Linked DNA regions of Homo sapiens: region 2 is linked to region 1. A link is a loop called in an ENCODE intact Hi-C map of the cell type or tissue named here. Cell type or tissue: right lobe of liver. All regions are shown on one strand. Each heading gives the region's core, and the rest is flanking DNA. Links, peaks and the distances in the headings are about the cores only.

Region 1 (12,106 bases), core at 2,658-10,657:
GATGACTCCGTAGCACTTAGTCAAGGATTTCTGTGGCCACAGACGATAATTTTCAGAAGCTGCTTGGCCATGTAACTAACAGCCAGGAATCCCTGCATCCATGCGGTGCTGACAGCAGCAAGAACTCACAGGGTTAGGACATAACCACGCCCACAGAGCCAGGAGTGACCAGCGACACCTGCCCAGATCACAGAAGCCCCTCTATCGTTGGCTGATCTGCCTGTCACTCCTCCTCATTCTTACTCACAAGCTTTCAGACACAGCGTGTGGCTTCTGATATTTCTAAGAAACAACACAACTGCTGATTAATTTCAAGCTGCTGTTTTTGAAGTGAATTATGATTGGTATTGTGTTACTTACCATGTGTTGTGATTTATACATTTTTACTTTTTTTTTTTTTTTTTTTTTGAGATGGAGTCTTCCTCTGTCACCCAGGCTAGAGTGCAGTGGCATGATCTCAGCTCACTGCAACCTCTGCCTCCCAGGTTCAAGTGATTCTCCTGCCACAGCCTCCCAAGTAGCTGGGATTACAGGCACCCACCACCATGCCTGGCTAATTTTTGTATTTTTAGTAGATGGCCTAACCATGTGGGCCAGGCTGGTCTCAAACTCCTGACCTCAAGTGATCCACCTGCCTTGGCCTCCCAAAGTGCTAGGATTACAGGCATGAGCCACCACGACCAGCCCATTTTTACTAATTCTGATCATCAACATCAACAATGCTACTTGTCATGGCTCTGTGTCACTTGTGACCACCACCGCAGGACCCCAGGGGCAGGAGCTCACAAAGCCAGAAGGCTCCTCCTCTATACTCCAACTGAGCTTCATGGCTACCCTTCCCCACCACGCCAGGAGGAAGGTGGAGCACAGCACTGAAACAGTCAGGGGGTATAATATCTGGGGCAAACACCAAACTCAGCAGTTAACCCAAAGGCTTGGGGTCATCCTGGGTTGAACCCTCTTTTCATCTACCAGGATGGCCAGCCTCAGATCCTTTACCTCAACACTGGTATGGCCGGGCCTCGCCCCGTGTCTTCTTGGAGGGGCAGCATGGGTTGGAATCACAGGGTTCTAAACCCCAACTACTTCTTCCAACTGTGGTGGAAATGGGCTCTGAAAGGATGGCCGATGCCTGAGTCAGGGTAGAACAAAGGTTCTTTCTAGCCTGGTCCTTATTCTCCCAGACGCTTCCAAACACGTTCTGTGCCCACCTCCTCCTACAGGGAGGTCGGAAGCTAAATGAAGCAACCTGGGGGTTTCAGAACAAAAGCCTGGAAACTTCCTACTAAAATCCAAAGACAGGAAGCCTAGAAGCCATCCTGTCCCCGTCTCAGCCCTGGCAACAAGGAGGCTTTGATTCACCTCTCAGGCCCCTGAGTCACATGGCTGCAGCAGGTCTTTCCTTCTCCACTCCCAGCCTGCAGCCTATGCAGCTTCTCAGTCTTCTTTTCACCTTTACAAAAGGATGTTTTGAAACCCTTGGTGTGAGTTTTATGATAAACTAGTTTAAAATATTTTTTGGAAGTTGTGGAGTAAATTATAGAAAAAGACCAACAAAGCTAAGGCTCTGAGGCAAAATTTTATTACCACCTTGAAGGAGTTCAGCATCATTTTTCTTCCAGTAAACATGTAAATCTGGTGTCCAAAACAACACAAGTTACTTTATTCCATGGCTTATTTGCATGATTTTTAATGACAAACAGTAATAAAGTGTAACCGAATCCCCTAATCTTAAATTCATCCAGACTTTGCTGCAGAGAAATGCATTGATAATAAATTCTAAAGTTTTGTCTGAGAACTCATAGGGTAAAACTCTGAGGTTGCTGGGAGATGTGAACAGAGTGAGTGAGAGGGTGCCTGGTGGGGATATGGGGTGACAGCAAGAACACAGAGGCCCAGTTCCATGGGGGACTTCAGGGTCAGACACCCCTGAATCCTAACTCTGTTCTGCCCCTTCAATCCATGTGGCCTGGGTAAATGACCATTGTCTCTGAGCTTTCATTTCAACAGCTAGAAAACGGGGCTAATCTTCCCACTTTCCAGAGTGGTGGGGAAGCTTAAAGGGAATTAAAGTGACGAAGTAGAAGGTGCCACAGAAGGCACTATCAACTTTGGTTCTTCTCCTGTCCCTCACTGCCTGCTGCCAAGAGAGCGCAGTGTCGGTACACACCAGGCTCAAGTCCCTAAGGACGTGAGGAGGACGATGAGCTGTTTCGCCGCTGCCTCCTTCTAGACACAGCCCTCCAGATGAGCCACTAGTACTGTGAATGCACCAACCATCCACCCTCTGTATAGTCCCAGGGGCCTGAAACCAAAGGCCCAACCCAGAACTTCTGCAGGCCACGGAGGGGCATCAGAGGCACTTCATCTGCCAGGTACGGTGGGGCCTGGGGCCTGGGGCCTGGGGCCAGTGCAAGAAGGAAGTCACCTGGACCCAGACGTGTCCATGGAAAGGTAGCAGCTCTGGCATGGGCCTTAGCTAGGGTAAGGGGGACCAGCAGGCCTGACGGGGCCCCATACACCTGGATTCTACCCTTCACTATATGCTTTAGAGATGTCCATCCTGCGGTTCCCTGCAGCAGCCTCCCTGACCCACAACTAAGTGGCACGGATGCACTCGCAGGCATGCCCCTCAGTGGCTGCAGGGCTCCCGGGAGGACAAACTGCTACCTTCGAAGTAGCAAAATTTCCATCAGCACCAGTGAGGCTTCAGCTCCCTCTGACCGCCAATTTCCTTCCATTTTCACGGGTTCAAATGTTTCCTCTCAGCCTCAAATTCAGCCAGACACAACTTAGTCCTTCTCAGGCATGCCCCGCCAGGTGTGCCCATCTTCCTGTGGGCCACCCCTTGCAGAATCCTGAGGCCACAGCTGCTGGTCTCAAGGCCAAGTGGGGCTATGGACAGGATAAGGCTCTGGGGCTGGGCTCCTGGTGTCTAGGCCTGGCTCTTCCTCTGGCTGACAGGTGGCTGTTGGTTCACCTCTCTGAGCCTCAAGATCCTAAGCCGCAAAACAGAGAAGGTGGTATCTCCTCCTCAAGGTTGCAGGGAGCATTAACAGAGAATATGCATGAGGAGCACCTAGCCAGCGCCCGGCACTAAACGACAGCAATTATTATTACTCATGCTCCAATCACTCAGTACATATTCCTCATGCCTTCCAAATGCGCTCATTTCACATCAGCCCGGAGCGCTCCCAATTAATGAAAGAACAAATTAAACTGTCATTACTTTGGTTTAATTCTGTAATTAAAGAACTTCAAGAGGCGACAGGCTCTAAATAATGCATGCTTTTGTCAGAGATATGTTGAGTTCTGGGCAGAGAGAGAAAATAAAAGGGGAAAAGCTTTGGGGAAAAGGAGAGAGAGGAGACATGAGGCTGCAGCAATGATATTTATCCCCCAAAATCAGAGGGAACAATCGAGTGACAGCTGAAGGACTCAATTTGTTTTTGAATTAAGGCTTCGGCTAGCACGGAAAGCAGAGAATGGAGGGCCCTGCCCCCCACCCCCACCCTATATCTGCCATAAACAGAAACGGTGTTAGGAAGAATTCAGTCGGTGGCTTTTCCAGTAGATGGGGCGAAGCAAGGCAGTCATTCTGACATCTGCTTGTGTGTGACTCTCCTTTTTATCTCAGTTCAGGGGAAAGAGAAATAAAGAAAGGAAAAGCATGTGGCACATAAATTTTTCTAAATGTGTGTCTCTTACCCAGCAGATCATGCAGCTGCCACGTATTACAAACCTAATGAGGCTGTTATATGCAGTGGTGAGGAAAGACAGGCTTGGAGTCAGAAGAGCAATATTCAAACCCAGCTCCACCTTGCCCTGGCCTAAGGTGTGAACACACCCCACAGAGCAGGCCCAGGTTTCCACCTGCAGCCGGGCAGGACTCAGAGAGACAGGGAGCAGTGGGCACCTGTGTGCGAGCGCCTGGGGCCTGCCGAGCAGTGCGGTAGGTCTGGGTGGGGAACCAGTCAGCGGGCCTGTGACTTCAAATTAAATAACTTACTGAGCTGTTTTCTTCTTGTTAGGCATGAATGTTTCCATAAATCCCATACACTGTGTAATTGCTATGTCCTGATTCTCTGAATCACATAAAGAAATGGCTTTCAGACATGGCCTCCATTTATGCTTCTATTAGCTGCAGAACCCAAAGGATGAAATGTTATTAAATAGAATGTTTTTTTTCCTGCAATATCGCTAAGTTCCAAGAACAGCTTGGAGGTTTCCCTGAAAAGGTTGGCAAATGTGCTTAGTACACAGAATAGCAGCTGCTTTACAAACTGCATACTTTTATTAAATTACTGCCCCTGCAACATCCTGCCAGCCACAGGATTAAAAGGAAAAAGAAATTAAACTGATGGGAATGGTTCCTGAGCAACAGGTCGAGATACAAGGGGACAGATCACCTTTGAAACCTATGCAGTTCAGGGGCAAGAGAGAGGGTTCTGATCTGGTTTTGTGTGGGAGAGCCTAGCATATAAAATGTTAATAACATAGACCCACTATTTCAGTGCTGAAATGTTGCTTATCCACAATGCTAGATGTGTGATCTTTTTCTTTCCTTCTTTCCCTGCCAGCCTGGGAGCTCCCCCAGGGTGAAGACCCCTGCCTCTGGTACACCACCATCTACCCAAGGCCTGGTGGACCACATGGCATGCAGTAGGTGCTCACTAAATACTGGCTTTGTGGCTGAGGGAATGTGTGCACCCTCAGCAGAGGGCTAGCCACAAAACAGGTGCTCAGGAAGTGTTCAATTCATCAGTCCATCCAGGAGCAGTGTGATAAGCACACTCTCCCTGTAAGACCCTCTGCAACCCAAGCCCATCCCTCCAAAAGAAGAGCTCAAGCATGGCTCTGGCCACAGTCAAAGCTGGCCCTCTCCATGTTCCTGCTCCTCCTGGCACCTCCCAGCCCCTGCACTGCTGAAAGGAAGCCCTTGGGAGCAACAGCCTGGTGTCAGATCTTCTCTCTGCCTCTCTCTATGTGTGACCCTGAGCAACTGCTTTACCCTCTAACAAGTTTCTCAGCTATAAAATGGGAATAAAAATACCTAACAGAGAGTCAGTGCAAGGCCTTCAGCCCAGCGCTTGGCATGCAGTAGGTGCTCAATACCTGGCCACTGCTACTGAGACTGCATCTAGGAAGGAACCGATGCTTGTTGACTAGGCTCTGTATGCCAAGCACCAATCAGGGGCTTTCCTCCTACTGTCATTTCATCCTGCAGCAGCCCTATGACAGAAGCGAAAGTAGGATTGTCCCATTTCACAGATAAGGAAACCAAGACCAAGAGCTTCAGTAACTCAGCAGGCAGGCTAGGAAGCAGCAAAGTCCACCTGCGCTCCATGTGGCCCCCAGCCCATCTGCAGGCCCCAGCCAAGCTCTCCTGTGTGTCTTCCACCCTCCCCTGCTGCCCCTCTGTGTTCCCACACTCTGGCACTCCAAGACCCACACACTCTGGGCACTGCCACTTCCAGCATCTGCCTGGAGAGCTCCAGAGGTAAGACCTGTCTGGAGAGGAGACTCCCTTCCTGTAAGACGCAAACCACCCCCTGCACTGCCTTCCCTGCCCCACCCCACCCCCTAGGCAGTGAGGGTGGCCCAGTCTTCCCCTACAATGCTCAGTTCTCACAATCATCCCCATAAACATCTTTCTAGCCCCCATTCTACAGCGACCACCCTTCAAGGAGACAGCGCCCAATATCACACACAGGACCTGGCACACAGAAGGAGCTCAGCAAACGTTTGATGACTGTGTGGTAAATGAACAGAGTGCCTCCTATGTGTCCCTCATGATGTCCATACCAGAGTGTTCTGGAAACCTAAGCCAGGAAGCAGAGTCTTATCTCCCTGGCCCAGTTTCAAGACCAAACCAGACAGGGCTCTGTATGTCTTAGTTGATTAAAGTGATGAACAGGAAGAAAACACAGGCTGTTTATTGGCTCCACAGAGAATCCCTTTCTCAAAATGCCAGGGACCGGGTACTTTGACACAAATTCAGCAGCAGCATCTTTAATCATTTCAGGGTTAATAAAAAATGTCAATTACATTTGTCATCAGGACTATCCTGGGGGAACAATCCCAGTGCAGACAATCTCTGGCCAAATGACAGCCTGGTATGTTTGTCACACATCCCTCCAGCTGCCTCGCTGACGAATTTATCGAGGTGGTTACCTCCCCCGGCCTGTCCCTTCGTAAATAATCAGAAGTAATATGGATCTCCCAAATAATCCTGACCTGAGAATTGCTGCTCTGGCTCTCCCTAAATAAAAGAAGGGAATAAAAACAGGGAATGAGACTAAATAGACCAGAAGGTGAAGGTTGCCTGGAAGGATGCGTATAGCAGCCAGGGCAGCCTGGGCTCCTTCCACATGGACAAAGCAGGAGCCTGTGTTTTTCTCCCAGTGTCCCTCAGTGCTCAGCACAGCCTCCAGAGAGCTAGCATGCTGAATCATGACGGCCAGCCCCTCCCATGCCCCAAAACCTTGAGGGTCCCATCCTACAGCCCTTTCTATCCGCCTGTAAACAGCCGCTCAGAACAGACTAAGTGGCATGCCTCCACGGGACTCAAAGCCAGGTGTCTGGCGCCACCCCGCTGCCGTGGCCGAAGGGCTCCCTGACTGTGGCTGCCTGTCTGCATTTTGAGAGTAGCTATTTTGCAATCAAAGAATTCCTGCACATTCATTTGCCAGGTGCAAACGCATCCAAGAGGAAAACACTCCCCTGCTATGACTGACACACATAAAGAGAGGAATGGAGTCAGGTTGAAATTGAAAAAGGAAAACGCTGCTTTCCACCCCAGGACTACTCCAAATGTTCTGAAATCCTGAAATGTGCCTAAATGAAGTGTTCTATCTTTATCAGAGAGTGACTCGAAAATGACTATGCTGCTTTTAGGGACGCTCACATGACAGTTTCCCATGTTTGTTTCTTAACAATGGATCCTTTCCTTGACAAGTGGACCTGAACATGCACTGGAAGTCAGGGCCCAGGCTTCCTCCAACTGGAAGTGGGGTTTGGGCAACTCCCTCAGCCTCTGCCACGTCACACGAGAGCGCTGCCAGCTAGTTCACTCCCATCCACTGCAGCATGCTTTACAAATGGGAGGAATTTTTGCTATAAAACCCTCAAACATTCAAGATAACATTTATTATATTGAATGGAGAAAATATGGAGAGTGTGAAAAATATATAACTGTTTCTAGTATTCATTTTAAAGCTATGGCAATTCAAAGAGTTAAGCTGAGCACAATGCCTTGAAGACCACTGTTAGTTTCTCCAACTCACTGTCACATAAAAAGCGTCCACCCCCACATGGCAAGCAGGGGCTGCCCAGCTGTCCTTCCAGAGAGTTCTGTCTCCAAGGAGAAATCCAGGTGACGCTTTTTCAGCAGCCCCACAGGCATTAGGTTTGCAAGTTAACTTTCACAAGACAGGCAAAGGCTCTTATTTTGACGGCTTCCCTCCATCTAGGCAATTTTATCACCTTCATAAACACTAACGGCTCTTGAATACCTGCTGTGGGCGGGCCGTGCTGTACCAGGCTGAACTGCACAACGCCACACAAAATGCCATCAGATGAGTCACCTGTCTGCACTGAATCAGCTCTGTGATGCACAGGAGTCCGGGGGCTGAAGCAACAGCAGCTTCGTCACCGAGGCCAGAGCCATCCACCACGCATTCTGACAAGCAACAGATGCCAAAGGGCAGGGTCCTTCACTTCCTGAGTGCCCACCAAGTGCCAGGTGCCTCACACATGTTGTCTGTGATCCTAACAATAACCCAGGAGGGTATTCTGCCACCAGTCACCAGTGGGTGCAGGGAGGGTCAGAAAGGAGGACTTCACTTGCCCAGGGCATAGAGCTAGGAAGTACCTGGGCAACTGATGCCCAGCCCCACTCCCTACTGCTCCTTGCCTCCATCTGCAGGAGGGTGCCCTAGCCACCAGGGCCAGGCCATTTTTTGTGGGCAGGTGGTCAATTGGCCATGTGCTAAAGGAAGTGCAGACCCCTAGAGGGGTTCTAGAAGGAACTCTGGCCTTGCAGCCAGGCAGTTCTGAGTTCAAATCCCAGCTCTGCCTCTTACCAGCTGTGTGACCCTGAGCATATCACTGTACCTCTCTGAGCCTTACTTTCCTCAGATATACAATAGGGAAAATGTAATGAACCTCACAGGGTGGCTGAGAAGACTAAACAAGATTCAATGAAATAACATGAAAGCCACTCAACCTCTCTCTTCTCCTTAATCAAGTCTGCCTATAATCAGCTTTGGATGAAAAAGCCAGAGAATCAAACCTAACTTCAAATCCCACCTCCCAGGTTTGCCAGCTGAATGATCGTGAGCATGGGGCAAAACCTCCTCTGGCTCAGCTCCCCATAGCCACCTACAGGGCAGTGCAAGGGTTAAGGAGCTGGTGTCTGGCACAGAGTGGGCGTTCAATAAAAGCTCATTCAATTCAATTTGACTTAATTAAAAAACCTTACTCATAGCCTCGAGAATGGCAGGAGCACAGAGGGCTAAAACTACAAACAGAAATCCATTTGAAGCCCATAAATTTTATATCCTGCCAATGAACGCATTTTCTTATTAAGCGACAATATTATAAACCAATTCTGAATTCCTGGCAATGCCTAAGAGTCATATCTTCATTGGGCTGAAAGCTGTTGTCAAATCACAAAGAAATTGAAGGGGTTCTAAAACAACTCATGGAAAGGAATAACTGAAACCAAGTTTACTGAACAAATCAAATTATTTCACTACGTGCCTGTCTTTGCAAATCTTCTCCAAATTACACTTCATTACAAGACTTGGAAATTAGACACCAGCAACAAAATAAGAAAGCCAGAACAGATAAATATTTACATAATCATGAGAATAATAATATTCTCCTGTGCAAATCTACCTACTACTTTGTTTACTCTTATTAACTCAAGTTTAGAAATGGGACAATCATCTGAAACAGGGCCCTGGGGATTTCTTTCCCAGACTCCAACTACTTCTTTCTTTTGCGAAAACAATGGTGTGTCAGGAGAAAAAAGGATGAGAAGGCAAGGACAGAGGGAGGTGCAGTCCTCCTTGAACCCCTTAGCATCCTTGGTGGTCAGCTCAGGGCTCACAGCAGCTGGGCAGATAAATGCTCTGAGCCAGCTCCTGTCTTCTCTTCTTCACTAAGGGGGCGTATAACACCAGTGCTGTGGGTGAACGTAGGGTTGGAGAGGTAGAGGGAGAGAATGGGGGTTAACAGTGGTGGTGACAGTAACATCAGTAGCAGTAACAGTAATACTACTAATACTAATAATACTAGTAATAATACTAATAATAATAATGGCAACCAATGCCCAAGTGTCTGGGTGCTGGACACATGTCATCCCAAATCCCTACAACCACTCTCTGCTTAGAGGTATGTCTCTGCTTCACAGTAAGGAAATCAAGGCTGCCAGAAGTTAAGCAACCCACCTTGCCCAAGGCCACACAGCTAGTAAGTGCCAAAGCTAAGGTATGAGCCCAGCTTCGGGTGGCTTTTTTATGCCACTATAGTACCACTTCTTGGGCACTGAAACCCAAGAGCTGAAACAGTGAGACTCAACACTCAGCGGGCTCAGACTGGAATCTCAGATATGGGTCTGGGTCTTGCTAAAGCCAAGCTGTGGGGTCTCTTGAGGAGAGGATGGGGCTAAGGCTGGGCCGTGGGGGGCTGGGCAGAAGGGACCTGCTTTCTACAGGCAGGTGCTCTTCCAGGAGCAAGACCAACGTGTGGGTTGGGCCCTGGAAAGAAGTCCCTGCTCTGGGCTCCACCTCCTCCTTTCCTGCCACTCTCCTGAGCCCTCAGCCACAATAATCAAACATGCATACAAGCATTCAACACACAAGTACCAGGCCCTTACTCCAGCTCCAGCCCCTCACCAAGCACTGAAGGGACCCAAATGGCTAAGGCACAGCCCCAGTGCTAAAAGGCCTTCAGTGCTCTTCTAGGCAAGACTCTAACTGTTGTGCCACATTTTCCAAAACAAAAAGGCAGAACAGATGGCTCAGCATATGCTGTGGCACAAGGACAGCAACTGAAAGCAGGGCCAACCTAGCAAACCAAGGCCCTCTGGGAGCCAGAGCTTTTGCTTCTGGGGTGCGCATGTACCCTCCACAGCTCAGGGGGCGAGAGCGAAGAGACGCTCTCTTCTGCACATATGATGCCCAGCCAGATGTTCCTAGGTGAAACCCAACCCCAGGAAGGACCCAATGACATGGCAAAGTAAAACCAAGCTACACAGGAGACTGACACACAGGACACTTGTCCCCAGTGTGCAGAGTCCTCCACGACCCAAGAGACACCGAACACCTGACTCAGAGGCTACCTGGCCGGCCTAAAGGGAAACCCAGGCCATAGTTCATGGCCACACTGCCACATAGTGCCATCATATAGGAAAGTTAGAATGACAAAAGTATCTGGCTGCAAATCCATGGAGCCAACATTAAGATGCCATCAAAACATGTAAGCTCAATGTGAAACTATTTCATTGCAAATTATACCGCTGCAAAATAAACAAAGGAAATGAATTCTAAAAAGCATTAAAGTGACATTAAAGCAAACTGAACTCCTTTCCCAAGTACAAGCAAAGTCTAAGTATGACAAGCACACACAGTCTGTGGTGAAAAGGCGGGCCCAGGTGTAGTAGTCAGCCCTGCGTCCCGGCTCCCACTGCTTGTGGGACCCTCCATAAGCGCTTCACTTCTCTGAAACTCAAAGCACTCATATGGAAAATGCTGGATGGGAGGACTCAATGAGATAAGGTGAGAAAGCTTTGTTAGCAAAGCTCCAGACATAACACATCCCAAAGACACATGGCTAGTCAACAGCAGAGCTGAGAATTTGACACCTGAATCTGGCCTCAGCAGATGCAAAGAACTTGCTGGAGAGGCCAGTGGTACTATCCTTCCCCATTACAGAGAAGACAATTAAGGCCCAAAAAGATTAATGATTTGCTCAGAGTCAACTCTTCCACGGTGCTGGCCAGCAGCTACACTCCCTCCTCTCCAAGCCTCACACCAGAGGACTCTCATACACACTTAGGCGTCACTCTTCTCCCTGGAAGTCACATCTAACCCCCAAACCTCACTTACAAGCCCCTCCTAGGTGATCCACAGCACTGTGTCCTTCCCTGACAGGCCTCACTGTCCTTCCAGCCATGAAGATCCCCATCTGGACTTGCAGATGCTCTCTGAAGTCAGGACAGCACCTTCCTGCTCACTGTGTTAACCTCACCGCTCAGCCATACTGAATGAATGAATGAATGAATGAACGAATGATTGAGTGAATGAATGTCTTGTTGCCCCCATAGCAGGAGCAGGTGGGATCACAAGCCCTCATCTCTGGATGTTAAGGCCAGGCCAGGGCTCTCTCCACTTCAAGACAGCTGAGTGAGCTTCTCTTTCCGTGATCTCCAAACTTTTTTGATCACATATCACTATCATTTTTAAAAATTTTTCTGAGCACACAACTTTGAGTACATAAACCCTATTCTATTGATGTGTTATACTCATTACAAAACATGTACACACAACAAATTTTAAAAGAATGATAAGGAAAGCAATTATAAGGGGAATAGCTCCTCCTTTCTCCTGGGTTATCCTTCCCTCCCTGGGGCCTTTTTCCTTAGCACCCAGGGTGATGCGAGCCCTGCTCTTGGCATCTCAGGCATGCAATGAACCCCAGCAGGAGGAGCAAGTACACCCGTCATTCACAAGTTTCAGTTCTGGCACCAGACAGTCTGGCCTCAACCTCTAGGACCAGCTCACATCTGTGTGACGTGTGGTCATGGGACTACTTTGAGCCTCAGTTTCCTCCTCTGCCCACATTACCACTCTTCCAGAGTCAGGTGGAAAAGACACAACGCCTGGTGGGGGCTGTGCTGTCATTAGCACCTAGACGCACACTGCACAGTTCTCATGCACCTACATAACAGCCAAAATGGAGACCACAACAGACCCCTCAGGAGCAGAAGGAAGGATCAGGGACCCCTCAGGACTAATGTAGCCTGCTCAGGCGCACAGTTAAATGAGAAACGGCAAACTGTGAAAGAGGATTCAGAATATTCTACTTTTTATGAAGAAAA
Region 2 (12,106 bases), core at 2,754-10,753, 200 kb before region 1:
CTCTCTCCTCTTATAAGAACACCAGTCCTTGGATTAGGGCCCACCTTATTCTGATATGACCTCGTCTAACTGAATGACATCTGCAATGCCCCTGTTTCCCCCAGGCCTGTCTCTCCATGTCCCAGGTCCCCCGGATTGGAGTTACCTACTCATGTGCCTGCCCCTCAGGGTCACCTCCCTGGAGTGGGGCCCAGCTCTCTATCACCAGCTTCAGCCCAGGTAGGGGCTCCAACAGTGTAAGCTGTTATCAAGATCAGTTTGCTTCCTAGCCCTTCCTCTTCTGCCCTGGGCCCCCCACACCATCCTCATGCCCCTCCACCTTGAGCCGGCCCCTGCCCCCTCAGTCCTCCCCCTCTGGTCCTCATTCATCCTGAGCCCAGGCCCATGACCTCAATGCCCCCGGCTTCTAAATAATGACACCTTCCACACCCTCATCTCCTCCCTCCTCCCTAGTCCCCTTCTCCCCTGGCCTGGGCTGGTGACTTGGTGAGGAGGATACAGGGATGAGTCTGGAGCTGTCCAGAGGCCAGTGGGAGCAGCTGATCTGTAAAGAGACAGCACAGGGCGCTGCGGGGCCAAGGGAGCCTGAGGAGTACAGCGTGGGGTGGTCAAAGAAGGCCTCCCTGAGGCTTCATGGGAGGGCTGGACATAGCCAGGAACAAGGAGGGTGTCCGGGAGCAATGGCTGGAGACAGAACCGCTGCCAATAGTCAGGTGTGTCTGTCTGCAGCACTGAGGGCTTTGAAGTCAGGCTGGGGAGGGAGCAGGGCGGTCCAGGGGAGCCCCCATGCCCAGCAGGCAGGGCCTGGCCAGATCTGCACTACATCCAAATAAAGGCAGCGCTGTCAGGCAGCTGAGATGCAGCGGGGACTAGAAGCAGAAGATGCAGGGGGAGGAGAGCTGAGGCCCAGCAAGTCGCAGTGGTGTGGCCACCAGGAGCTTAGCCTCAGAGCCAAACTGGCCAGAAGCCAAGGTCAGCAGCCATACATCTCTGGCATGAGATCCTGTGCAGATCACTAACGCCTCATGCCTCAGTTTTCTTATCCGTAAAATGGGGATAAAGAAGCAGTTTGAATGACACCTGGTGCTTGTTAAGTTCTTAACAAGTGTTACCAACTTCCCTTACTGCTTGTTATTAATTACCTTATTAAATCCTCCCAGCAACCTGTGGGAGTAGCCCTCATTAGCCCCATCTACAGTTGAGGAGACTGACTAGCAGAGGGAGTGAGCTTCCCAGAGTCCCTGGGAGTGCTGAGCATTTCCTTCATGCCAGCCACAGGACTGTGTCCTCTCCGCCCAGGATTGCAGAGCAGGACAAGGACTGTGTCCTCTCCGCCCAGGCTTCCAGAGCAGGACAAGGACTGTGTCCTCTCCGCCCAGGCTTCCAGAGCAGGACAAGGACTGTGTCCTCTCCGCCCAGGCTTCCAGAGCAGGACAAGGACTGTGTCCTCTCCGCCCAGGCTTCCAGAGCAGGACAAGGACTGTGTCCTCTCTGCCCAGGATTCCAGAGCAGGACAAGGATTCCGGTCCCCACAAACCAGACTAGAAACAGAAGCTTGAGACAGCCCCAGACTGCCAGGAGGCAGTGGCAGGGCGGACACTTCAACCCAGATCCCCCGACGGCAGAGCCTATGCTCTTAATGCCCAGCCTGCCAGGGCCCACCACATCCTGACTCCAGAGGCTTCCTCAGCAGGGTCCGTGGCTTGTTTTCTTTCATACTCATGATTCATGTTCTGAAGACACCCTATTGCAGGATCAGCACATTCTCCGGGGCCCACATTGGAAGAATGCGTGTATCAGGACAGCCCAGGACTGACTGAGCATCCCCCATGAGGGATTTGTATTTCCGTCATCCCCACTTCCCTGGGAAGCGGCCAGGACCCTCAGAGGAGGGATCAGGGAGACCTGGGGAGCCTGCGGTGGCAGCTGCGATGGCCTCCTGCAGGCCAGGATCCACTTAACCCAGAGCGTCGGCTTGGTGGCTGGGAGCCTGTGCGAGGCAGGATGTGGTCTCCCGCCACCAGGGTGTCACCTGGCGATTTTAACCACAGTGCAGGCGTGAGCCACAGTCTGTTTGTATCTACATCTTTGTTGAACACTCATTCCTTTATGCAACAAAAGTTTGTCAAGGCCCTATGTGGGGCAGGCATCCCTCCACACACTGGGACACAGAAGTGAACAGACAGACCCAGGTCCGGTGGATGAGACAGAAATAAGCAAGTCATTGCCCCATTCGTTCATTCATGACGTGCGAAGCCAGCCGGGGAGATGTGGGGCACAAGAAGCCCACAGCAGAGGGGCTCTAGAAGGCTCCCTGGAGGCAGAAACAGCTAGAAAGAGGGTGACCAATGAGAGGAGGAGATAGCCGGGCAGTGGAAGGGGCTCTGCAGGGCAGAGGGGGCAGCCCTGATGTTTTTTCCTCTCTGGATGTGGGCCCGCGCCCTGACAGTGCCCGTCACCAGGTGTGCTCACCCTGACGTTCACAAGTTGGTTGAGGGGCTCCTCCATGTCAGGCTCTGCATGGGCTCGGGGACATGCAGGTAGAAGCCACGACCTGCCTTCCAAGACTGCCCCCAACGCGTTCTCCCTCCCGCTCCCTTTCTCGCAGTGCCCCATCTGCCATATGGCCCAGCCTTGAGGATTCTTGCTCTGGTGGGGGTTGGGTACCACTGAGAAACGAGGGCATCGTTGGGGTTGGGAGATGGAGCCTCTGACCTAGAAGCCTCCAGAGTGTTCTGGAAACTTGGCCAAGCCCTGGGAAGTCCCCATGGAGCTACTCAGGTGGGGTCTACAGGATGGCAGAGGGAGGCGTCTCGGGCAGACCCCGCACGTTAGGCCTTACAGCCGGCAGCAGATCCTCACCACTCCACCACCAGCCTGGGCAGTGCATCCTCTACCCCGAAGTGAGGTATAAAAAGCCAGCTCCCACTACGTTATGCCCCTGCTTAAAAGTCTTCGTGGATCCCCACTGCTCCCAGCAAAGAGGCCAACTCCCAAAATTCCTGGGCCCTTCTCCTGTCCCAACCTCACATGCTTCACCCTCCCTGGAAGGCTCATTTCCACCTCGTCTGTCTTAGACTCCTCTGCATCCCCCAAAGGCCCTCTCAATATGCCCTCCTCTGGGGTGCCCTCCTCTGGGAAGCCCTCCCTGACTTCCTTCCTAGCAAACCACAGTCCCTTGTGCTCAGCTCTGCTCCAGCCCAGAGCTCAGGGAATAGGACCTGTCTCGCTCCGCATCATCTCCCCCTTGGACTTTCAGTTTCTCAGGGGCAGGGGCCGTTGCTGCCCTGTCTCTCCTAGCACTGCTGCCCCTGTCTCCCCTGGCGTTGCTGCCCCTGTCTCCCCTGGCATTGCTGCCCCTATCTCCCCTGGCATCCTCTCATCCATTCATCCACACTTAGCGCATTTCTGTGAGCCAGGCCCAGGTCAGGCAGGAGCCTTGCCCTGTGAGAGGCATTCCAGGGAAGGTGCCAGGCCCCCTGTTGTGCCAGATGCTAGAGGTGAGCTTTCTCTGAGCGTCCTTGGAATGACCTTGTGGTGAAGGGACGGCTGCACTCCCTGAACAGGTGGGGGAGCCAGGCTTGGAGAGGGGCGATACCTGGCCCACCATTTAGGACTGTAATTCAAGCCTGCCTCACTCCAAACACTGAGCTGGGCTGACACCCAGAAGCCCAATGGGGGAGACAATTGTCAGGGAAGGGGCATCTTCCTGAGATCTAAGGCCTTCAGGGGGCAAGTCAGACAAGAGCAGGGCCCTGCCTCAAGGGGCTGGAGACAAACAGTGACCAAGGCTGAGGCCCAGCAGGCAGCGGGGGCTGTGTGCCCAGGACTGGGGTCAGGCCCAGGGGAACGGGACAGCAGGGACACCCTGCCTTCAGTCAGGCCTGGCTGGGAGGAGGGCTGAGTGGGTGGGTGGGGCCAGCCTGGGGACCTCAGCGGGCCCTGACAGCAGGCACCAGGCCCCTAAACACAGCCGGCCACGCGCCCTGGAGGCCTGGGCCTCTCCTGAACCCACAGGCCTCCCTGAGTGGAGGAGTCGTGGGCAATGGGGAATTCCCCGCAGGTGAACCAGGCAGAGGGCTCCTGCTACAAACACACACCATTCCCCAACAGGAGCGCCCACACCCTCAGATGAAACCTGGAGAGGGAAGGGGCAGGCCAGGCCTTCTGCTGGGACAAGACAGGGCTGTTGGTACCCGGGGCTCCGGGGCACTGAGGGGCATCGACGCCAAGGCCGCATCCACCCAGCCCATGGGGTGGGAAGGCACAGGCTGGGAGCCCCCAGTGTGGGCTTGGGGCCTGGCTCTGCTTCTCCAAGATGGGACCCAAGTCCATCCCCTCAGCCCTCTGAGCCTGGGTGTCTTTCTCCCTAAATCAGCCACCCCTGCAGCCCTGTGTCCTCACACCTCCCGCCTCTGCACACGTCTTGGATATGAGGACTGGTTCAGCCACTAACAGCTGGCACAGGCCTGGCACATAGTGAGTGAGTGAGGGAATAACAGTAATAACGCCAGGTTGCAGGGAAGTTGTGAAAACTAAGTGAGAGGGCCCACGAAAGGCTTCACGTGTCAGGCATCACACACAGCTGGTGCAGAGTTGAGGCCAGCCCCTCTCTGTTCCGTTCTCTAGAACTCAGCTTGATGTCCAAAGCCAGGAGCCTGGGGCCAGGCCTCGAAGGCCAAGCTCAGAATTCTGGGACGTATGTGAGGTGCCACTCCTCCCTGCCACCCCCCATCCAGCCACCTCCAAAGATCCAGCTCCTAAGCATACGCCAGGCAACATTGCCAGGAAATCTGCCCTGGCCCCAAGCTCATCAGTGCTGCCCTCCACAGACACATGGCAGCGTAAGATGAGGGAAGCTGCTGGGGCTTGGAAATTAGGGGCAGCGAGGAAGCTGTGCTTTGTGGGAACCCCAGGATGCCTCCCAGCTCCTTGGACCAGCCCCTGAGCCCTGCCACTGGCCACACCCCATACCTCCCTCCTCTCATGTGTCCAGAGAGGAGTTTGCCAGGACATCCTTGTCCTGCATTGTCAGGCAAACCTTCCCCCTAATCCACGGCTATGGTTGGTCTCCTCTGGGCCCAGAGCCCATGTAGACCCTGCCACGTTACACAGAGACACCCAGAGATAGGTGCTCTCAGAAGGGGAAGGGGGGGTCAAGTTCACTGACTGCCCAGCAGCTGGCACTGAATGCTCACAGCACCACCATGAGGTAGGTGGTTCTGACCCTCATTCTATAGAGGAGGAAACGGAGGCTTTGAGGCGGTCTCATGGCTGAGACATGGTGGTGATTATGCCTGTGAGTTTCTAAGTTGAGTGCACCTCATTGAAAGCTCACCCTCAGCCTCAGATTTCTCACCTGTAGCTTGGCGATAAGGATACCTTCCCCTTGGATGACAGTGACGATTGATTGAGATAATCTTTCCCCCAATCCATCAGCATTGACTGAGCACCTACTGTGAGCCAGGGGCTATCCCAGGAGCTTGGGATGCATCCGTGAACAAAACAACAGAAAAAAAGTGTCTGTCCTCGTGGAATTTACATTCGAGTCAGGGGAGGCAGAAAATAAACAACCAATTCAAAAGCCAGGTGGTGGCAAATGTTTTAAAGAAAATACATCTGCCAAAAGGGGGACACAGAAGGGGCTGCATTGCTAATGTACGTCCTCTTACGCGTTGTCAGCAAAGGCCTCTCTGAGAAAGTGGAATTTAGGCAGAGTCGGAAGGAAGAGAAGCAGTGAGCCATGTGGTGTCTAAGTAAAGGGCATTGAGCAGAGGGCACAGCCAGTGCAAAGGCCCTGAGGCAGGGGCACGAGTGCACGTGGGAGGAGCGTGGAGGCCCGGGCAGTGGAGCAGGGCAGGGGAAGGAGCAGGGAGTGGGATTGGAGGTGCAGCGGGGCCCACAGGCCGTGTGAGGACCTGGCCAGGGCCCTGTGCAGTCTCTGAGCAGATGTACTTTTATCAGCCTCCTCTGGCAAAGGCCAAAGCGAGAAGACGGGAGCGCAGGACACCACCGCAGTGGTCCACAGGGCAGAGGACCATGCCGGGACAGGGCAGGCATCACAGAGGCCGGGAGAGGCAGTCAGCTTCTGGATAGCCTAGAACTGCACTGTCCAATATGGGAGCCACTAGCCCCAGGTGGCCCTTTTAATTTAAATTAATTAAAATTAAATGAGAAAGCAACGTGAGTTCCTCAGTCACACTAGCCGTATTCTGAGCGCTCGGTGGCCATGCTAGGGACACAGACAGAAAACACGTCCTACCGGCCACTGTAGGATCCACAGAGCCAACGGGGCCACTTCCTGCCTGGATGTGAGTGGGAAGGAGGGGAGCCAAGGGCCACCCCGGGTCACTGTGGCCCCCAGCACGCAGGGAAAGCTTGAGGAGCTAGCTATTGTTGTTAGTTTTACTTGTATTCATTCATTCCCATACAATTCATTCCTGAATGACAGGGCAGATAGGCTTGGTCAGGGGATTGCGGAGCTTGGTGCAGTTTGTCGACCCCCATTCCCCTTCTCTCCAGGCTCAAAAGAGTCCTAGAAGACCCTCAAGGAAACACCAGGAGGGGATGCCAGCAGCCTCCAGCCCCCACCCACAGCCCTCTCCGAAGACGGAAGGTTATCCCTGCAGCCACCACCCCCTGAGCCTGGAGCAGGCACCCTGGGTTGGGGGCAGGCACTGTGCCCCTTCTGGCCCCAGCGTTGGGCAAATCATCCTCCCTCTCTGGTCCTCAGTTTCCCACTATGGAATGATGGGCTTGCCTCATTCTGGTTCCAGGGCTCATGACCAGGAGAAAGCCCCAGCTTAGGGGGTGCAGTGTGTGTGTGTGTGTGTGTGTGTGTGTGTGTGTGTGTGTGTGTTGTGGGGTGTCTTTGGGCACATGGTGTCAAGAGCAGAGATGATGAGCGGATGATTTCACTGGAGAATCCACCCAGCTCTGGCTGAGTTGTCCGCACCTTCAGAAGCCAAGAGGCCAATTGTAGCCTTTCATCATGGTGATCGGCAAAGTACAGCCCCTGTCACTCAGGCGCCTGCAGAACAGCAGCTCCCACTCTTTGAAATAAATGACTCTCCCATGTCTCCTGACTCTCCCCCAAATAACCTGCTCGAGCTTCCCAGCCAGCACCTGACAAAACGGGACAGAGGGTGGTTTCTGTGGAAGGCTCACTGCAGATACCTCCAGGTCGGGCCGGGGTATTTGTGTGATCAGGGCGGGGCAGTAACCCTAGAGCCTGCTGCCCTACAGAGGAGCTACTAATTGCAACGTGAATTTCCAGAGCCTCTCCATCTGTGTTAGGGGAGGTGATGTCTGGCCCACCCCTGGTGGCTGCTGGCACATTTGGATAACAGTCCACACTTTAGGAAGAGCTGGAACCTCTCCCCCAGTGATCCCAAACAGATCTGCTGGCCTCATTTGATAGCAGCAAGATGGTTTGGGACCACGGAATGGACAGCCCATGCCAGAGAATGAACAGCCAGCCCCAGGTGCCTTTCAGCCCCTGCAGAGACCCAGAGAGGATGTGTCTGTTTCCAAGACAATGAGCATCAAGAGGCCAAGGCCACCAGCTTCTTTTCTGCTTCTTCCCAGGGCCATCTGTTGACCCAACCCTGGACTTTAATATAGGCTTGACCCCAAAAGTTCAAAACAGGAGTCAAGAGAGATCACAAATGGAGACCAGGCGAGAAGCATTTTCTGATGTACCAAGATGTAAACCAAACGCACGGGATTTTGAAGGCGTCTCTGTCCCTTGCTGACCCTCAGTCAGCAGCGGGGAGAGGATGCGCCCCAGGTTATAACCATATTTATGCGGAATGTTGGGGTTTGGCCAACATTGAAAATGGAAGAATGGGAGTTTATTTTCCAATTCATGGTGAAAAGATGAAGTCAGAGTTTCCTCATTGTAAATCCCGCTTCCCCCAGGAACTGCTCCTTGACCTCCAACACCTGCTGCTACAGGTGGGCCTTGGACAAGCCCAGGGAAACAGAGGTCAGCCCAGTTCACTTGCTAGGGAAGCCTGGGGTCCCCTGTGAAGACTGCTTGTCCCCGAGCTGCCCTCAGAGGGGACCATTGCTTTGCTGCTGGCTGCCCTGTCCCTGTCATATGGAGGCTCCAGCATCCTCTCTGTAGGCTTGAGCACTGAACGGCAGAGGCAGGATGGAAAGAAGCATATCACTAGTTCATGGAGGGCTCCTGGGGGGCTTGCAGCCCACGGCCGGCTCACCTGTTTGGTTCTGGTGCTATAATCTGCACTCCTGAGCACCAGCTTCCAGAAAGCCTCTGCCAGGCTCAGAGCAGCCACCTGGCTGCTGAGATGCCAGCCCTGGGCAAGAGTTGGCCTGCCCAGGTAGCTCTTGCAACAACGCTTTGACTCGGCCGCGTCCAGCTGTGGGGACCAGCTAATGAGGAGCAGCTGCCAGTGGGCGGGCAGGATCAAAGCACTGTCCCCAGGTGAAATCAGAACACAGCTCATCAAGAACACGGCTCACCTCGCTTAGCTTGCTAATCTAAACTTATGCTCTCGCTGTCTGATAAATAAATCCTCTGCAGCCTGCCCTGCCTGTAGGATGAGGGCAAAAACACAAGCGTTTAAGTCACAAAGTCCTGGGTTCGAAGCTGAACTCTACTTCATAGCTACAAAGCCTGAGGGAGCCAATTACCCTGCCTGGGCCCTGCTTCCTCATCTATTAAACAAGGATAGTGACGTCCCCTGTACCGGATTATTAGGGAGTTCAATTACACATGGCAAGAAAAGATCCTTGCCCCAAATGGGCACTCAGAAAGTACCCCAAAAAGCATAGACATATATGACATAGACAATAAAATGCACCCATGTGCTCATCACCGGATTCTAGACTTATAATTACAGTCTGTCTTTAGGTCATCAAAATTTTTGGCCAATTTAGTTTAAAAATCCACCTTGCTGAGTTAACACTGGCACTGTGCAGCCTCAGCGTGGTGGACTCACCTCGAAGCTGGCAAGGAGGTGGGGGCTGCCTCCTCCTGGGAGCAGGGAAGCACACACACACAGCCGGGGAGGCGCCTGCCCGGGGTGGTCCCCCGCACTGGAGTGGGTGTCGCATGACCCCCCCTACTACAGAGATGAGCAGTGAGGGATGGGGTGGGAGGGCACCAGGAGATACGTCAGCATCCACAGGTTTGCCCTGCCCAGGAGTCAGTTTGGGTTGTGAAAGGAAGAGATGGTTTTCGGTCCCAAATGCTGATCAAGTTGTGTATCAACTTGAATAGTGCGCCATGCAAAACTCACGTCCTCTGGAACCTCCGACAGCTCTCATTTGGAAGTAGGGTCCTTACAGATGTGGTTCGTTGAGGTCCTGCTGGACTTGAATGGGCCTACATTCTGATGACGGGCATCCTTATAAGACAAGGAGGGGGCACAGAGAGACACACACTGGGAAGAAGCGCATGTGACAATGCAGAGAAAGATTGGAGCCATGCAGTCACGTGCCAGGGAAGGCCATGAGCCTCTGGAAGCTAAAGAGGCAGGGAGGGTCCTACGCAGCCCCCGAGGGAGCGTGGCCCTGCTGGCACCTTGATTCTGCACTTCTAGCCTCCAGAACAGCCACAGACTAAATGCGTGTTCCTTTAAGCCTCCCAGTTTGTGGTCATTTTTTATGGCAGCCCCAGGAAACTAAAACAGGTTGGGAGGGAGGTGTTGAGCTGTATGGAGAAACCGCAAGGGTGAGAGTCGGAAAGACCTGCCTTCCCATCCCGGCTCCCCAAAACCTCCCTCAGCAGCCCAGTTTCCCTTCTGTGACCCTCCGTGGACTCATCTGTGAAATAGAGCTGTTAAAATAGTCCAAATAGGTATTGAATGAGTATCCAGTTTTTGGAAGAGTTAATTCTCAAATGTGTTTATCAAATCTACTTTTTCTCCCTGTTTTCCAACTGAATTTCTCTTTTTGTGTCTTCTTCTATCTTTTGAGTTTTGTATGTAGTTCGTTTATTTCCTTTATGCTTTTTTGTTTTTGTTTTTGTTTTATTATTATACTTTAAATTCTAGGGTACATGTGGACAACGTGCAGGTTTGTTACATATGTATACATGTGCCATGTTGGTGGCTGCACCCGTTAACTCGTCATTTACATTAGGTATATCTCCTAATGCTATCCCTCCCCTCTCCCCCCACCCCACGACAGGCCCCGGTGTGTTATGTTCCCCACCCTGTGTCTAAGTGTTCTCATTGTTCAATTCCCACCTATGAGTGAGAACATGTGGTGTTTGGTTTTCTGTCCTTGTGATAGTTTGCTCAGAATGATGGTTTCCAGCTTCATCCATGTCCCTAGAAAGGACGTGAACTCATCAATTTTTATGGCTGCATAGTATTCCATGGTGTATATGTGCCAAATTTTCTTAATCCAGTCTATCATTGATGGACATTTGGGTTGGTTACAAGTCTTTGCTATTGTGAATAGTGCCGCAATAAACATACGTGTGCATGTGTCTTTACAGCAGCATGATTTATAATCCTTTGGGTATATACCCAGTAAGAGATAGCTGGGTCAAATGGTATTTCTAGTTCTAGATCCTTGAGGAATCGCCACACTGTCCTCCACAATGGTTGAACTAGTTTACACTCCCACCAACAGTGTAAAAGTGTTCCTGTTCCCTCCACATCCTCTCCAGCACCTGTTGTTTCCTGACTTTTTAATGATCGCCATTCTAACTGGTGTGAGATGGTATCTCATTGTGGTTTTGATTTGCATTTCTCTGATGGCCAGGGATGATGAGCATTGCTTCATGTGTCTGTTGGCTGCATAAATGTCTTCTTTTGAGAAGTGTCTGTTCATATCCTTTGCCCACTTTTTGATGGGGTTGTTTGATTTTTTTTTTCTTGTAAATTTGTTTAAGTTCTTTGTAGATTCTGGTGTTTTTTGTTTTTTTGAGGCAGAGTCTCGCTCTGTCATCCAGGCTGGAGTGCAGTGGAGCCATCTCAGCTCACTGCAACCTCTGCCTCCTAGGTTCATGCAGTTCTCCTGCCTCAGCCTCCCAAGTAGCTGGGATTACAGGCGCCCGCCAGCACACCAAGCTAATTTTTGTATTTTAGTAGAGACAGGGTTTCACCATGTTGCCCAGGCTGGTCTCAAAATCCTGAGCGCAAGCAATCCGCCCACCTCAGCCTCCCAAAGTGCAAGGATTACAGGCATGAGCCAACATGCCCGGCCTTTTTTACTTTATTTTATTTTATTTTATCACGGTCTTTCTCTGTCACCTAGGCTGGAGTGCAGTGGTGCAATTATGACTCACTGCAGCCTCTAACTCCTGGGCTCAAAGCAATTCTCCTGCCTCAGCCTCCAGAGTAGCTGGGACTCCTGGTGCACACCGCCATGCCCAGGTAATTTTTAAATTTTTTTGTAGAGACAACGTCTCACTACGTTGCCAAGGCTGATCTTGAACTCCTGGCCTCAAGTGGTCCTCCCACCTTGGCCTCCCAAAGCACTCGTGATTACATGCGTGAGCCATTGCACCCAGCAGTTGAAAATATTTGGTGTTACGAATTTGCCAGTGGTAATACTGCTTTGTTTATACCCTGTAAGTATTATTCTCAAGATCATTATTTTTTAAGTATTCTGCAGCTGAAATGCTCACATCTTCTTTGACTCAAGATGTATGTAGTGGAGTGTTAGAGTTTTTTTCATTGTCTTTGGTTTTGTTATTTCTATTGTTGTGTCGTGGGTAGCCAATGAGGCACTGGCAGCATCTGCATGTTGATATTAATTAAGGTCTACTCTGTGGCCTTATACGTGGTCAATGATCATAAATACCCCATCAGGACAGAAAAGGAAGGATAAGCTCCTGTTACAGGGTGCAGACTTTGAGAGGTATCCAAGTTCATAAGGCCGCCTCAGTAGGGCTTGGGGGAGAATTCCAGACTCCTGGGGTCCTCTGAAAGTCGCCCCTGGAAGGTCCTGGTCTTCTGGGTTGCATTTCCTCACCTATGATCAGGCCTCCTGGTGGCCACTTCCATTTTCTTTGTCTTCAGCTGCTTTTCCATTTTGCCCCAGTTCAGTGTTTCTCAAAGTGAGGCCCATAGACCCCTGAGCTGGAATCACCTGGGGTGCCTGCCCACCAACAGCCTTTGGAATT

What was found. A loop is a pair of places that touch in the nucleus more often than their neighbours do. Peaks named below come from ENCODE experiments on the same cell type or tissue, not always from the same donor. Only the 100,000 strongest peaks of a DNase experiment are listed, where the experiment ranks them.
Region 2: a loop joins it to region 1, with 2.5 times the contacts of the local background. A loop is called at or near these places in 55 of 110 quality-filtered maps.

The regions. Positions count from the first base shown.
Region 1 is chr14:100,434,853-100,446,958 of GRCh38, reverse strand. All of the region lies in intron 2 of WDR25 (WD repeat domain 25), which reads right to left. Among named protein-coding and RNA genes, the nearest start is that of WDR25, 64 kb to the right of the region's middle. RefSeq lists a silencer at 5,713-6,007 and an enhancer at 7,180-8,379. In right lobe of liver, for the core only: a CTCF peak has its summit at 6,608; DNase peaks (open chromatin) are centred at 6,598, 7,015 and 7,658; H3K27ac peaks cover 1,529 bases.
Region 2 is chr14:100,630,515-100,642,620 of GRCh38, reverse strand. No RefSeq gene overlaps it. Among named protein-coding and RNA genes, the nearest start is that of LINC00523, 21 kb to the left of the region's middle. RefSeq lists a silencer at 1,897-1,996 and enhancers at 2,800-3,299, 3,300-3,801, 5,740-6,740. In right lobe of liver, for the core only: no CTCF peak of the experiment used is centred there; no DNase peak of the experiment used is centred there.